Regions from separate parts of the Homo sapiens genome. Here region 1 is linked to region 2. Evidence: chromatin loops called from intact Hi-C (ENCODE). Cell type or tissue: dorsolateral prefrontal cortex. All regions are shown on one strand. Each heading gives the region's core, and the rest is flanking DNA. Links, peaks and the distances in the headings are about the cores only. Region 1 overlaps COL4A5 (collagen type IV alpha 5 chain). Region 2 overlaps COL4A5 (collagen type IV alpha 5 chain).

Evidence for each region. A loop is a pair of places that touch in the nucleus more often than their neighbours do. Peaks named below come from ENCODE experiments on the same cell type or tissue, not always from the same donor. Only the 100,000 strongest peaks of a DNase experiment are listed, where the experiment ranks them.
Region 1: a loop joins it to region 2, with 7 times the contacts of the local background. A loop is called at or near these places in 3 of 110 quality-filtered maps.

The regions. Positions count from the first base shown.
Region 1 is chrX:108,581,568-108,589,912 of GRCh38, forward strand. It overlaps COL4A5 (collagen type IV alpha 5 chain), which reads left to right. Exons shown (of 53, transcript NM_033380.3): 17 at 1,317-1,370; 18 at 2,917-2,958; 19 at 5,048-5,180. Among named protein-coding and RNA genes, the nearest start is that of COL4A5, 150 kb to the left of the region's middle. In dorsolateral prefrontal cortex, for the core only: CTCF peaks have their summits at 851, 1,830, 3,239 (motif pointing right), 3,443 and 1 weaker place; DNase peaks (open chromatin) are centred at 774 and 3,264; H3K4me3 peaks cover 7,261 bases; H3K27ac peaks cover 3,929 bases; H3K27me3 peaks cover 3,450 bases.
Region 2 is chrX:108,695,668-108,703,970 of GRCh38, forward strand. COL4A5 (collagen type IV alpha 5 chain) reads left to right here. Exons shown (of 53, transcript NM_033380.3): 53 at 630-1,878. The coding sequence ends at 711. Among named protein-coding and RNA genes, the nearest start is that of IRS4-AS1, 37 kb to the right of the region's middle. In dorsolateral prefrontal cortex, for the core only: a CTCF peak has its summit at 3,859 (motif pointing right); no DNase peak of the experiment used is centred there; H3K27me3 peaks cover 4,163 bases.

The DNA of each region.
Region 1 (8,345 bases), core at 83-8,082, 110 kb before region 2:
CCCTTATAACGACTGATCTTTTGTCAATCTCTTTAATTTTGCCTATTCCCAAATGTCAGATACATTGGATCATATTGTATGTAGCCTTTCGAATCAGGATCCTTTCACATAACATAATACATTGAATTGTGTATCAGTTCATTTTTTTATTGCTGAGTAGTATTTGATAGTTTGAATATACCATGGTTTGTTTGTCCATTTACACATTGAAGGATATTTTGGTTATTTCTGTGTTTTGGCCATTATGAATAAAACTTTTATATTCATATAAAAATATTTATATGAATATAAATATTCCCATACAGTTTTTTTGTGTGTGTGTGAACATGTTTTTTCAGTAAAAGTTTTGACAGGTAATTCTTCTACTTACTACCAAAAAGGGGCATGGGAAATAAAATATGTAAGTCCAAGAACATTATTTCAAGCAGCTTCAGTATCAAGAGTATCCGCAGTAGGCAAGAGTTTTTCAAAGACAGAGAGAATATTTGATGAAATTTGTAAGTTATTCTAAGGGAAAAGGATAATTCTTAACAAGACAGGTTAGAATTACTAAATTCAGATAAATTGGTTTCAGGATATTTTACTAAACAGGCAATCCTCAACTTACAATCTCTAGTTCAAAAATATTTTATATTATAAAATATCAAGAGGTAAATTCAGGGCCTCAGTTCCTGGCTTCTTTTGGAACAATTGGTCTTTGTCTTGATTCAGGCAGCTGTGATATTCAACAATTGCCTCTTAGTGTTTTCAACAAATTGGGGTTGCGGGGTGGGGAGGCTGTTCTCTTGTTCTCTGTTTGCACTGGGAGAACCCAAGTTGGGTCAAATAAAGGCAGCCTTGCAAATAGCCTTCTTTTGAACCAGCAGACAGATCAAATAATGATAATTCTCTGGATATGGGGCTTTGAAGGAGCTCCAACCCTGTTCTTTCCTCTCCAATTGCTGCTAGGCTGCTGGTTTTCACCTTGATTGTGAGGAGAGGTGGTGTGAATAGAGCAAGTTAAAATGCCACAAAGCTCTGAGAGGTGGTGGGAATAGAGCAAGTTAAAATGCCATAAATCTCTGAGAGGTGGTAGGAATAGAGCAAGTTAAAATGCCACAAAGCTCTGAGTTCTCACCAAGATTCAGCTTTTTTTTTTTTTTTTTTTCTGAGAAAACACTCCTTGAATTGCTGCAAGCTTTGGTTAAGTTCTGAAAGTTAATTCTGACTGACCATTTTTGCCAGTATTCTCATTGCTTCTATGGAGAAGACAATCTTTGGAGATTTCCTAACACCATCATTTGTGCTGATGTCACCCTATCCTCTATGTTTTAAAGGGTTTGCCTGGTGATCCTGGTTACCCTGGTGAACCCGGAAGGGATGGTGAAAAGGTAAGAATTTTAATACTTTGAAGTGACTGGTTTAGTCTAGCTAAAATAATCCTTTTCTTCTCCCAGGCTTGAGTTATAAATGGAAAAAGTCTACATAACTAGCTTTTATATTCAAAATATGCCTTCTTTATTCATCTTTTGCTCATTTTTCTTTTATACCACACTTGCTAAATTTTATTCCATTGCCATAAATCACAGTCCATGTTGCAGAAATACATTAAGCATTGTTTAACTTTAGCATTTCCACTGTGAAAAGTCATTGCCTTTACTTTGAGCATGTATCGGCAAAACTTCTTTTTTTCCACAAAGAGAATTCAGCACTATTTTAGTGAGGTCCTCTTACTAAAAAGGCTTATAACTGTGAATGTAGAACGTCGCCACTAAACATTTCCATTCTGTATGCAATTATTGTCTGTAAGTCTGTGGCTAATTCTTTGTTGTTTTTTCCCCCCTACTGGGCCAATGCAGTCTGACTGAGGTCATTTATTTAGTTACCTATTTTTCAAGTGACTTTGAAAGATTGTATGAAGCATACAATTACCAGATTTTTAGCAGGGCACAAAATAACCAGTCCTCCAATCCCTCTTGTTTTTAATTGCTTCGTATCAAAAACTGAAAGCTTTTTGGTTTTTCAGGCAAGGAAGGAAAGGCGTTACAAACTTGAATGTACCCAGAAGGCACATATTTTAATGGTGGTTTATTTTTAAATTAGGTCCAAGTTCTAGCATGGCTTAAAAGGCACAATTAGAATAGATGGAGGTAGGAAATACTCCGATAAAATGATTTTTTGTCAAATAGTATTTGTATATAGATGGATGGCTTCTATGAACAAGTTTAGAGTCAGAATAGAAGTATGAAAAAGACCATCCTTGTGTCTTGGCCAGTAGTAGAGTAACACTTGAATATTGAATATTGTGGTTTTTTTCATGCTGTTGTAGCTACTAATCAAGGATAAAAGTTTTATCTGAACTTGTCTTTCATTAGCTTCTAAGAGCAAGCTCATGAAAGCAATTCAGATTTACTAGCTATTATTGATGATAGTTAAGTCCATCACATCTAAAATGTCTGTCACTAATAGAAATGGCACTACATTTATGTCCTTGACTAGTTTTATGAGAAGAAACATGGCTAAATGTAAAAAAAAAAAAAAAAAAAAAAGTAATTTTTTCACTGATTCTAGTGCTACCATTTTTTTTCTATTATCTTCTTTATAGAGTATTTGTAGTTGGCTAGAAATAGGAATCTTAAAAATCAAAGAATATTACAACTAGAAATACCTTAAAACTCTGGTCCAAAAATCTTTATTCTTTCTATATAAACCAGAGAAGTTAATTAACTTGGTGAAGATTACATAGCTAGTAAATCTGAGACACCATCACAGGTTAGGCTTAGCTCAGAATTGTTTCATTACTTCATGTTGCATTTCTCATTTGAGGTATTTTATGATTGATTTCTGGGTCTTTTTGGAAAGTTTCTCTTATATTCTTGAGGAAATTGATGTTTTCATGTGAATTTTACTAACCTATTTTACAATTGCATTGAACAGGGCCAAAAAGGTGACACTGGCCCACCTGGACCTCCTGGACTTGTAAGTTTTTTTTTTTTAGTCTTCGTTTATCAAATTTATTAATGCATTATCATTTTTGTGCCTTAATCGCATACTCCCTACTTTTTCTTGATAGAACACAAAATTTCAAGTCATTATCAATTTCTACTGGCTTAAAAGTCTTTACATCTAAAATCTTCAGTAATGTTGACCTCAAGGTCTTTGTATTGTTCTGCCTATGCATTACTTCTGCATGGTAAAGGTCTAAAATTATGGCATTGGGTTGTTTTGCCTCATGATTGCCAGATCATTTCTCAAGCAACCAGCAGGTGGTGCAAGTGTTGCTTACAAAGGTTCAATGAAAACAACAACAACAAAACAAAACTTGGGGAAGTTGGGGTGGGGGTGGGGGATTGGTCCTTTCCCCTGCAGAGCTCAGGAGAAAGATAGATTTGGTCTTAATAGGTTTTCTCAATTTGTAATTGTCTGATTCACACTTCTTTCTTTCCTGAGTGTGTGCTTTCTAGGGACTTTTAATAACGCATGTAGGAAGCTGCTTTATGAAAGAATAATTGAGGGTGGCGGAGCTACAGATTTTCTGTCATGTTTGTGTTCACTATGAAATTTAAGTCAAATATACTTCCAGTCTTATTAGGAATAAAATATCATTGCTGAGGTTTAACATATTGGTTTTTCTTTGGTTGAAATTTAGTAAGACTCTTGACTTCAAACTGCATTGAAGCCGCAACAGTGCGAATGTTGGAAAACTTATGTGTCCAGACATGTTAGTAACATTAACTTAATTCGTATTATCCATAATGAGTCTCAGTTATTAATACTTAGGACTGTACTAAATCTAATGAGGATATACTTAAAGAAGATCTTAGATATTTTTTATTCACTTTCATTTTAAAATCAGCTTCAGTCCTCTAGGAAATAATCTCTTTATAAAATGAGAAGATAAAATTTTAATAAGTATCAGAAGAAATGGAAATTTTGAGAGTACAGTCCTATTTAGCAGCCTAGTTTCCCTTTTGAATCACTATTCCAATCTTAGGTCCCACAACTTTTTGTCTTCTTTTGTGTGAATATTTCTTATATCCATCCAATAGAGACAGGATGAAATATCACACTGCTATTAGGTGTTGATTTGTACATCAGACTGGCAGTCTCTTAAATCTGAAGTTCATTTACCTTTATAGGTCTATAAGAAGAATTTGTTAATATTTAATTTATTTAATATTAAGTTTTTTAAGAAAATACTTAATGAGTTACAAGAATACAGAGTAAAAAGAAATGATTAGTTAGTTGGGTTTAATCAATAAAGAACATGGGTTTTATTTTTAAATTTTTTTGGTATATAGTAGGTATATATATTTATGGGGGAGTTTTCTTTTTTAAAGGAAGAAATAAATGTGGGTTAATAAAGAGAAAGATTGGGGAAAGGCATTACACATGTTTGGAATGAAATATGCAAAGACATAGACAAGAACGTGCAAGTTGAATGAAATGGTTAGAATCAGACAGACTTCACTATAATAAAAATTTATTGTAAGACGTAGTAGGAGATTAAATAGGTGAGAGAAGTATTGGAAGTGAGAGGTGACTTACAGTTCAGGATTAAAAGTAGCAGCACTTATAGTAAAAAGTAGTGAGCAATTTTGAGTCCTTAAGCAGAATAGTTAACACACACACACAAATGGTTTTTGAGGAAGCATATCCTAACAATAGATTGGAATTCAAGGGACAAGATCAGAGGTGCTTCTATTACTCTAAGTGTGAGTTGATAATATAGCTGTGGCAGCAGAAATCAAGGGAGCAAATTGGAGAGACGTTTTCTGTAAAGAATTGTCAGGCTTAGGAGATTGGAATGAATTGAATGTGAATTATAGGAGAAGAGACATCAAAAATACTTTTAGTTTTATATGCTTCGGGCTCAGGAACATGGTAATGTTGTTACTTGTATTGGACATTTTCTAATCAGTTGGAGGATGGGAGTGATACAAAATGTGACTCATAAACTATGTGAAAATGATGACATTGTAATCATATGTAGCTCCCATAATGTTTTCAGGAGAACAAGGCTTTTCTTCTTTGCATTTCTTTATTTTTTTTTTCTTTGGTAATAAAGGTAATTCCTAGACCTGGGACTGGTATAACTATAGGAGAAAAAGGAAACATTGGGTTGCCTGGGTTGCCTGGAGAAAAAGGAGAGCGAGGATTTCCTGGAATACAGGGTCCACCTGGCCTTCCTGGACCTCCAGGTAAATGAGATTGCATTTATGGCCTTGTTCTTATAGCATCCTTACTAATCCATGTATACTTTTTATCACATTAGTTCCATGGTCAGCATGGAAGTAGGAGACACAAGTCCTTTTTAATTGACAGATACTTCCCAACTCTTACTATACCTTCTCTCACCATATTACTCACTTGTACTTTAAAAAAGCCCAAGTGAATAGTGTCCTTTAATCCTAAGATTCCTATTTCTACATTTTATTTTTTATTGATACATAATTGTACATATTTATGGGATACATGTGATATTTTAATACATGAGTCCAATGTATAATGATTAAATCAAGGTAACTAGAATATCCATTACCTCAAGTATTTATCTTTTCTTTATGTTGGGAACATTCAAAATCTTCTCTTCTAGCTGTTTTGAAATATACAGTAAGTTGTTGTTAACTGCTGTGAATCTACTGTGCTACCAAACACTGAAACTTATTGCTTCTATCTAACTGTATGTTTGTACCCATTAACCAACCTTTCTTCATTTCCCCCGACCCTTCCCAGCCCCTGGTAACCATCATTCTACTCTCCACCTCCATGAGATCAACTTTTTTTTTTTAACCTCCTACGTAAGAATGAGAACATGCATTTGTATTTGCCTTTCTGTGCCTGGTTTATTTCACTTAACGTAATGTCCTTCAGGCTCATCCATGTTGCTGCAAATGATAGAACTCCGTTCTTTTATGGCCAAATAATATTCCATTGTGTATTTATACCACATTTCCTTTATCTGTTCATCCACTGATGAACATTCAGGTTGATTTCATATCTTGGCTATTGTGAATATTGCTACAATAAACATGGAAGTGCAGATATCTCTTTGAATTACTAATTTATTTTCTTTTGAATATATACCCAGACGTGAGATTGTTGGAACATATGGTAGTTCTATTTTTAGTTTTTTGAAGAACCTCCATACTTTTTTTCATAATGGTTGCATTAATTTACATTCCCACCAACAGTGTGTGAGAGTTCCCTCTTCTCTGCATCCTTGCAGCATCTGTTATTTTTTGTCTTTTTGATGATAGCCATATTAACTGGGGTATATTTTATTATTAATAAATTACACCAAACAATTCTTAATTTAGTAGGCAAATCATCACACTTTTCATGCTAATAGGGAAGGATATTCTCCCCAAGTAATGCCTAGTTTTGCAAGATTTCCTGTATAAAAATGGCAAGCAGCGTTATCCACCTAAAATTTCAGAAATACCTAACTAGAAATCCCCATGGTGATTTTGTTATACAATAAAATCTTAGAGCTCAATACTGAGTTTTATATTATTCCCTTTGAAAACACACAGTATAGTGGAACATTTCTAATTTGGCCACAAATTGAGTACTGCCCTTATCTAGAATGTTTATTTGAATGTTCTCTGAAATAGGGTAATAATAGTGATTTCCGTAAGATTTCTAGATGCATGTGGTACAGTGCCTGGCACACATACATATTCAATAAATTATTATTCCTTTTCCTTCAAAAATACGTGGCTAATGAAATACTAAAATGATGAGATGAGTGATATTCAGTGATCTTTCCCAAGAGAAAGAAAATAAATATAGGTTCCATTATGCTCTAAATGCAAACTTCAGATTCCTAAATGTGAACTTCAGATTCCTAACCTCAAGATAGTGAATTAAATACAGACTGTATCTGGAAAATTGAAATAAAGAATTATCTCAGGATGCAGTAAAAGAGATAAGGAGTTGGGAAGTATGAATGAAAAGTTAAGAGGTATGAAAGATAAACCTAGAAGCTCCAAAATTATCTCATGAGGGAGGTCAAGGAGGAGAGAATGGGACAAGAGGCAGCATTTGAAAAAAAATAATGGCTGAGAACTTCCATCTATTAAAAAACACATGCATCACTATGAAAAAGCTCATGAAGCACTAAGCAATAGTAAAATAATAGTAATGCAAAGGTCCATAACTAGACACATTGTAGGGACATTTCAGAATTCAGGGATAAAAAGAAGCTCTTAAAAACTATTTGAGAACAAAAGGCCAATCACCTACAAAGCAGTGAGTCAGAGGATGATAATGGAGCACATTTTCAAAGTGATAAGGACAAATTACTATGAATTAGGGATTCTGTATTACATTAAACTATCATCCTAATGTGAAGATGAGATACATAGGAAGTTTAACACCTTCAGACTGTCTCTGAAATAGTTACTGGAGGTTTTACTCCAAAAAGAAAAAAGGGAATTCTGGATAAAATGAGAATAGCGGTAGGATGCAAGAACCAAAGCTTAGAAAATATATTAGTAAAGCATATTAAGTCTAAATCAGTACTGGTTATTTTTTAAAAAGGTGTTTTAAGTAACAACTTGGAGCTATAATTGTAAACATTATTAACGTGATGTGTAGATGCAGAGAGAATAAGGATAAGAGTTTTTGTCTTGTTAGGGAAAGATAATATAAATCTTGTTAACTGTATAAATTTTTAGAAATGTATACATGTTTAAGTACATAGGTTAAAATGTTAATAGTAGCCACTAGAGAAGAATAGAAATAAAATGTATAACATACACACCAATTGAAGAAAGAAAATGACTAAAAGTCTCATATATAGTATAAGTTAAGATGGGGGCAAAATAAAGACAAATCTGGGTAAATAGAAAATAAAATATAAGGTGACAAGAAGAAATTAAAAATAAGTCAGTAACTCCAACAAATTTGAAAGGACTAAACACTGATTAAAAGACAGTGACTAAAATAAAATTGAAATTAAAAATACCTATATATAGTGCACAGTAGACATATCTAAAGCAAAGTGACAGATACAATCTGAAAATAATGCAGTATATATTGGGCAAATGCTATACATAAAAAAGCTGGTTTAGCAATTCTAATATAGTATGAAATATAATTAAATTCAAAACTTGAAACTATAAAAATTCTAGAAGAAAATGCAGGAAAAACTTTTCTGGACATTGACCTAGGTAAAGATTTATGACTAAGACTTCAAAAGTAAATGTAACCAAAACAACAATAGACAATTGGGACTTAATTAAACTAAAGAGCTTCTGCACAGCAAAAGAAACAATCAGTGGAGTAAATAGCCTACAGAATGGGTGAAAATAATTGTAAACTGTGCATCTGGCAAAGGACTAATATCCAGAATCTATTAA
Region 2 (8,303 bases), core at 2-8,001:
TAATGAAACAGAGATAAAGAAAGGTTATGTGACCTTCCTAATAAGTCAGCAGCTGTTCAACTAGATTGAGACCACCCCAGGAATTGAAGTTACAGTCTGTCTTTTCCCTCTCAGTCCAGTGGTCTCCTTTCCCAGGATATTTTAAAGATTCTCATTTAAGGGTTTGAATGAGCAAGACATACGTAATGTATGTACCTCAGGATACTTCATTCTGTTGATTTTTTTCAGTTTAAATTTATTTTTATGTGTTGCTTTTGGGTTATCACTACTTGGTATTTTTCTTATGGTCCTTGTTATCTATCATAACATCATCAGTTGCCCAGATTTCCCTCATCCTGTGAATATTAGAAAAATGTATGAGAGAAAGAGAAAAAGATAGAAAATGAGAGGGAAACACAAATATACAAAGATAATAGTGGTGGGGAGAATCGTTACAAAATATCTATGACCACTAATGGCTCTTAAACCATACTAGTCACTGCATTAGATCATATTGCTGAAAAGTAAACCATTAAGTCACCAAGAGAGCTACTTAACACACAAAAAATGTTTAGTTATAAATTTGAACCAGTAACAGAATTGAAATACCAGAAAATGTGGATCTGATTGTCTTATTTCTTATTTCCCAGTAAACCTCAGTCAGAAACGCTGAAAGCAGGAGACTTGAGGACACGAATTAGCCGATGTCAAGTGTGCATGAAGAGGACATAACATTTTGAAGAATTCCTTTTGTGTTTTAAAATGTGATATATATATATATAAAATTCCTAGGATGCAGTGTCTCATTGTCCCCAACTTTACTACTGCTGCCGTCAATGGTGCTACTATATATGATCAAGATAACATGCTGACTAGTAACCATGAAGATTCAGATGTACCTCAGCAATGCGCCAGAGCAAAGTCTCTATTATTTTTCTACTAAAGAAATAAGGAAGTGAATTTACTTTTTGGGTCCAGAATGACTTTCTCCAAGAATTATAAGATGAAAATTATATATTTTGCCCAGTTACTAAAATGGTACATTAAAAATTCAATTAAGAGAAGAGTCACATTGAGTAAAATAAAAGACTGCAGTTTGTGGGAAGAATTATTTTTCACGGTGCTACTAATCCTGCTGTATCCCGGGTTTTTAATATAAAGGTGTTAAGCTTATTTTGCTTTGTAAGTAAAGAATGTGTATATTGTGAACAGCCTTTTAGCTCAAAATGTTGAGTCATTTACATATGACATAGCATGAATCACTCTTTACAGAAAATGTAGGAAACCCTAGAATACAGACAGCAATATTTTATATTCATGTTTATCAAAGTGAGAGGACTTATATTCCTACATCAAGTTACTACTGAGAGTAAATTTATTTTGAGTTTTATCCCGTAAGTTCTGTTTTGATTTTTTTTAAAAAACAAACCCTTTTAGTCACTTTAATCAGAATTTTAAATGTTCATGTTACATACCAAATTATAATATCTAATGGAGCAATTTGTCTTTTGCTATATTCTCCAAGATTATCTCTTAAGACCATATGCCCCCTGTTTTAATGTTTCTTACATCTTGTTTTTACTCATTTCTGACTGGACAAAGTTCTTCCAAACAATTCTGAGAAACAAAAACACACACGCAGAATTAACAATTCTTTTCCCTGTGCTTCTTATGTAAGAATCCTCCTGTGGCCTCTGCTTGTACAGAACTGGGAAACAACACTTGGTTAGTCTCTTTTAAGTTACAAAAAGCCAATTGATGTTTCTTATTCTTTTTAAATTTTAAATATTTTGTTATAAATACTCACAGGATACCTTATTTCCCTAGCTATCATCTCCTGACTTAATGTTTTTTAAACCCACCAATATAAATTTAATTAAAGATATATGTTGTAAGGATGGTCTGTTGTGTATCTCTTCAGCCTGTGTGGAAAAAACCCCTGCTCATTTACAGATAGATTACCAATCTGCACATCAACAAGTCATCTCTTCCCAGGGAATCAGTTTCTCCACGCTTTGATCACTCTGTTAGTAGATAGAAAACATAGTAATGTAAACTTTTTCCAATGAAGAAAACTACCTATTGGAAGACATTTCCAAGATAATAAATTTCTTGACAACATTGTGTTAATGGCTAAGAAAGGAAACAACTGGCTTCTATTTGGGGAAGAATTCATTAATAATGTTTAAAGCAGGTTAGTGACCTAATATTCTTAATGATTAAGAATGAACACGCATAGTTCTCTAAAATAGTCAAGGACTGGTTAAAAATAAAATATTAAAAACTTCCATAGTAAAATTTGTGTTACAGCTAAAAGATAAAACAACCAAAACAATTTTGAGTATTCTAAATCCTAATATGGACCTATGTAAAATCTAAAGCTTAGAATCTCTGGTGGTAAAACTTAGGATCCAAACAATGATAACTATCTAATTATTTTATTGATTCTGGATAGCCACCAATCGCAAATTTTAGCTCTATTTTTTCATTTAGTCCCATGCATAAAGTCAGTAATGAGTAATTGTAACTGAAAACACCATATCACAGCCCCACAGATTCTTCTACATGGTGTACACTCAAAGGTGCCCCTTCTGTTATAGTCGCAAACACTAATTCCAGAGATTTTGCTTTTTGTAGCTTTCCCTCTCATTTATAGCTGGTTGAAAGCCTTGGCCCAAAAAGAACCTCCTTTGTTTGTTTGTTTGTTTTGTTTTGTTTTGTTTTGTTTTGTTTTGTTTTGAGACAGTCTCCTCTGTCACCCAGGCTGGAGTGCAATGGCGTGATCTCGGCTCACTGCAACATCCACCTCCTGGGTTCAAGGCGATTCTCCCACCTCAGCCTCCAGACTAGCTGGAACTACAGGTGCATACCACCACGCCCGGCTAATTTTTTGTATTTTTAGTAGAGACGGGGTTTCACCATGTTGCCCAGGCTGGTCTTGAACTCCTGAACTCAAGCGATCTGCCTGCCTCGGCCTCCCAGAGTGCTGAGATTACAGGTGTGAGACACCACGCCCATCCCAGAACCTCCTAATTTTTAAATTGTTGCATGTGCAGCTAGTCTATGTGTTTCTTAAATCTCCTAACTATTCCTAGCCCTGCTTTGTTGTTTGAAGTACACAAATTCATTCCAGGACATTAATATTGTTAACCCTCTCTTGCCATGAATTATTCAAAGATTAATCTAGCTGCTCTACTAGTTACCTATGGTGAGTTTTTTGTGTTTTGTTTTGTTTTGTTTTTGTTTTTGTTTTTTTTTGCTTTTTTATCATCTGTGAAATTTCCAGAAGTACTATGGTAAGTTTTACAGTCATACACAATTAATAGCTTTCTCACATTGGCAGGAAATGAATGAACTATTCTGCTTAATCAGATAGTTTGACTACCAAATATTTATGTGTACCAAATGTGGTTTTACCAGTTAATGAATCTTTCGTGATTCAGATGTTACTTAAGGACCAAATCCTAGTATTTTATAGCTGTGTATGTGTGTGTGTGTGTGTGTGTGTGTGTGTGTGTGTGTGTGTGTACCCACACACACGTGCACATGTATCTTCAGAAAAATTGAGGTCTACATGAATAACTTCCATTATATATATATTACGTAATATATATATACACACACACACATATGGATAAGTGTATACACACACATGTGTTGTGTAAGAAAGTAGACATTCCAATTATTTTTATAGCTTATTGGCCTGATCTTTGCTATGTTGGTGTCACACTCATTGCTTCCAAAGGAGGTTGTATTGGACACCTTGTGATTGTATGATGTTTTTTCCCACCCATCCAAATTTGAACAACACTTTTTCATTCTTGTAGTGGCAATAAGGTTCTTTGCCTCAATGTCATGCCAAGCCATCAAATGCTTATTCAGAAGTTAATCACAAGAGGGCACTATTGCCTATAAAAATGAATCAGCATGTGTAATGATTTGAGCTCATTGGTGGTGGTGGTAGGGTTGTCTAAAGTCCTGTCTCTAGATTCCCTGTTTTAAGTTTCATTTATTCTTTCAGCCTCATAAAAATCATTAGCAAGTACTTGAAGAGGTGGCCTAGTTTCCCAATGTCTGCATCCAAAACGAAGAGAACAGCTTTGCTGTCAAAGATTCTCTTTTGTTTTTTTGTTTGTTTGTTTTTGAGACGGAGTTTTGCTCTTGTTGCCCAGGCTGGAGTACAATGGCACGATCTCGGCTCACTGCAACCTCTGCCTCCTGGGTTCAGCGATTCTCCTGCCTCAGCCTCCAGAGTAGCTGGGATTACAGGCATGTGCCACCACACCTGGCTAATTTTGTATTTTTAGTAGAGACGGGGTTTCTTCATGTTGGTTAGATTCTCTTCTTAAGAGCCTGATTAACAGTTGGTTCTGGTAGCACTTCCCATGCCTCTCAACACAGAAGCAAGGAGCAATCACTTTTGTTTGGCCGGAACTTCAGTTGGTTTCCTTGGCAGAGAAACTCAGTTCTCAGGCTGGACTATACAAACACCTTCATCCCTAGGCAGCTCCAAAATAAATTGAATAATATTTTAAAATCATGTCATTTCCATTTTAGAGCAGTGGTTTTAGAGTATATTCAGGGAGCTTGGAAAGTTTGTTTGGTGGAAATACTCCTAAGTTGGAATTGAATCCAGAGAGGCCTGTCTCCTGAGTTCTATATCAACAAATATTGATTGGATGCTTGTTAGCTAAGGACACCATGAAGGATAGCAATCTAAAATGAACTCAACCTCAACCAGGAGAATAAGCAGTGACCATAATATAGTAAATCCTCACTTCACGTGGTCAATATATTTTTAGAAGCTGTGACTTTAAAGGAAACGATGTCCAATATTATTCAGTTATAATGTTGATGAAGAAAAAATGGATTTGTTATATGTCGTTTAGCTTTAAAGTCAAAGTTTCCAAGAACCTATGGACGTTAACTGAGGACTTACTGTATGTATACTGGAAAAGAGGTATGCTAGTCTGTCTTTGACTACCAAATCTTACTAATTCTAGGCCAGATAATGGGGATTTTTGTAAGAGTAGCTGTCTGGAGGAAGCTGGCTCACCAACCTGTTCCCCAAAACATGGGCTAAAATCACATTTATGTAATCTTAATCATCTATTTCTCTGTTAGTGGACTGCATACCCAACACCTGACCCTACAGGATAACAAATTGCTTACATAATACCAATTTATGCCAAATATCTTCTGTTTCCCCCTCTACCATCACATTTCATCCTGCTTTCTGCCCCAGAGGGTTCCTGAGCCCTCTGGCTTCTGATTGGGTTCAACCAGTTGGAAGTCCCAGCAGAATACCAGAGGAGGGGACAAGAGTTGGGTTAGGGTATTTATTTTCATGGCTCTTTCTCTATGAGGTTACCTCAGGTTGGTTTGTGACTCTCAATTGAATGTCCCTACTGCTCTCAAGATGACTTACTATTCCTAATTATCTTCCTTTCTGGTTCTACTAACCCCTTCTCATGTTTTCAGGTCTAGGTGTGATGGGTATGGTGACAAGTCTGCTGTTGCTGTGCTGCTAGACCTGGATTCCTGAACAACCATTTGTGATTCCCCCTCCACACCATCTATATATTTCTAATTAAACTCTCCTCAGATTATCCTAATTTAAGTGTGTTGTACTTTTGTTGTTGATACTCCAACGAATACTCAACACTTCTAGTTTCCAAAATCTAGAGAAAGTGCTTTATTTCCATATGTGACAAAATGAGGGTGAATTGATAAAACTGACATGCATGATTAAGCATGCATCTTTGACTTTGAACTAAGGGATGGGCCAGCAGAAATATGACTTAACACCACTTAATCTAAGACCTAGTTTATCAAGAGTTATTGGAAGCTGTGTTCCAGGGTACTTATGGTGAAATGAGGCAAAATATGTTCCTTATGATCCTAAATTATTTATCTTTTTCCAATTAGTGTCCCACTGGATCTCTAAAGAATGCACTTTTATTTCCCCCAGGTAGTCATTTGTCTTCCTACATCTTAACTTCAAATAATTAATTTGTTAACTCATTAGCAGACTAGATTACAAGTACCAATAACTCATCTCTGAAAGCTCCAAAGAGAAACTCCCGGTAGTATTACTTCAACCAGAGGAATCTGCTAAGCCAGATATACCTGCTTGCAGTCAGTGAAAAGCCCTGAAGTGTTACTAGCTGAGAAATGAGTAATTTATTAGTGGTTTTCTAGCCTCAAGAGCATCTGTAAAAGTAAGCCTGCAGAAGTTCTTCACATCTGCTTCCCTTCTGTTCAAGGGTACCAGAGTGAATGCTTATACTAGGGATTATGGAAGACAGGTCATGTTCTAAAGCCAAAGACAGCCTGAGAATACTGTACTTGGTAATTTCAACCAGTCCCACACCGAACCTACCAAGAAGCCAACATACTCTCTCTTCAAGCAAAATAGTTTCCTGGTTGATTTTCATAGGGCCAGCAAAGTGCTTGCTGTTGCCAGTCTATCATAAGCTACAATGGTAACCCCCGATGTCAGATCCTTGTGTCTCTCTGACACAATAATTTGACCTTTGCTTGGGCTGCAAGGAAGGCTACCTCTAACACCTCAGTAGTAATAAGACTAACACCTTATATGTATGTAGTTCTTATTAAAATATCATCCTTTACACATTTCATCTGAGTCTCAACAACTCTGATGTACTCAAGCAGTGCAAGGATTAGTCTCCAATATACAGATGTGGAAGCTGAGCCTTGGAATGGTTAACTGACCCCAAAAGTCACAAGTTACTAAGTTCTTTTCACTCCAAATCTAATCGTCACTTTTGAGCCATGAAGATGCCTATATCTAAAATCTTATAATCCTGTGTGGTAGACATTCATAGCAATATATATAGAGGTCTCTGCCTCATGAGAAGTGATAGGCTGTATGTTTTGGAAGTCTTGGTTCCCAGGTAAGGATGAATGCTTTCCTAGCACCTTTGCAGCACCTGAAACCCCTTGGAATTAACCTTTAGGCACAGGGGGCTTATAGTTAATCCATTGTACCTCAGGATACTCTGTCTGGTCTAAGCCTCTATAGCTAAAGAAAACTTTATGGGTGTGGCCTGGTGCCCTCATGTGAACTTCCTCAGGGCTTTTGAATCCAGATGAACTCCTGGAATTTAAATGCCCTGGCCTGCAGCCTCGTCAATGCTATTAGTGTCTAAGGAAGGGCCAGTTTTGTAAATCTGAGACCATCCTACTAATTTTATTATCTATTATAGACAATGCAGAAAGGACTCCATGGAGGGGAAAATTTCTTTAGCTCCAACAGTAAAGTTCGTTATATTTTGTTTACACTTAATATACATAAACTTATAGAAGCAATTTGAGTTTGCTAGCTGTAACCTCCATTGGTCACATTTTACATGCAGAAGTTTCCCTTATTTGACTCCCTTTAGCGGAAATTTACACTAGGAATCATATGAGCAAACATAAAGCCAGCTGGGCCAAGCAGTATGTGGCTATTTATCAGATTAGAGAGGCAGGAAAGGTTAAAGACAAGTTAGAGAACATGTGGGCTAAAATAGGGCTCTGCATAGCTTATTGTAATCAGAAATAAGCCTGGCTTTGAGGTTACTGGGTTTAAGTATGTTATTAAGTTGACTATGTACTTTCAGATGTGGAAATTGTTGCCCACCTTAAGGCCAGCAACAGCACAGAAAACTACTCCCCATGGAGTGTAAAGTGATAACAACCTGAAGCCATTTTTACAAACACTTCCTTCTCCTACTCAGAAAGCAGCATTTTCTTTTATTCTCTGAGCAGGCAGAAGCACCCATGGGTGCATGAAAGTGTGCTAGTGCTTTTCTTCTTGCAGCTCTGTTTTTCCTTCATCTATTTTGAAAATTTGCTTTTAGGTGCATAAATATTTATGATTGTTATATCCCCTTGATAAAATGATCTCTTTATTATTATTATAATGGTAATATAGTAAAGAAAATGTTAATATTATTTGCTCTGAAAACTACATTGATAGCAATATTGCCATCCAGCTTTCCTTGTGTTAGTGTTAACATATTTTTTCATTATTTTACTTTTAACCTAGTTCTGTCTTTCTATTTGAAGCGCATTTCCTGAGGGTCACATAGTTGGATCCTACTTTTTAATACAATATGACAATTTTTACTTTTTAATGGACTGCACTTAATGTGCTTATTGATATGGTTAAGTTCAACTCTGTTATCTTATTTGTTTTCTATTTGCCTCATTCGTAATGTGTTCACTTTTTATGCTTTGTTTTGGATTAATTGAATATTTTTTCTGATTCCCTTTTATCTCCTTTGTGGATATTAACTGTAACATTTTGTTTGGTTAAT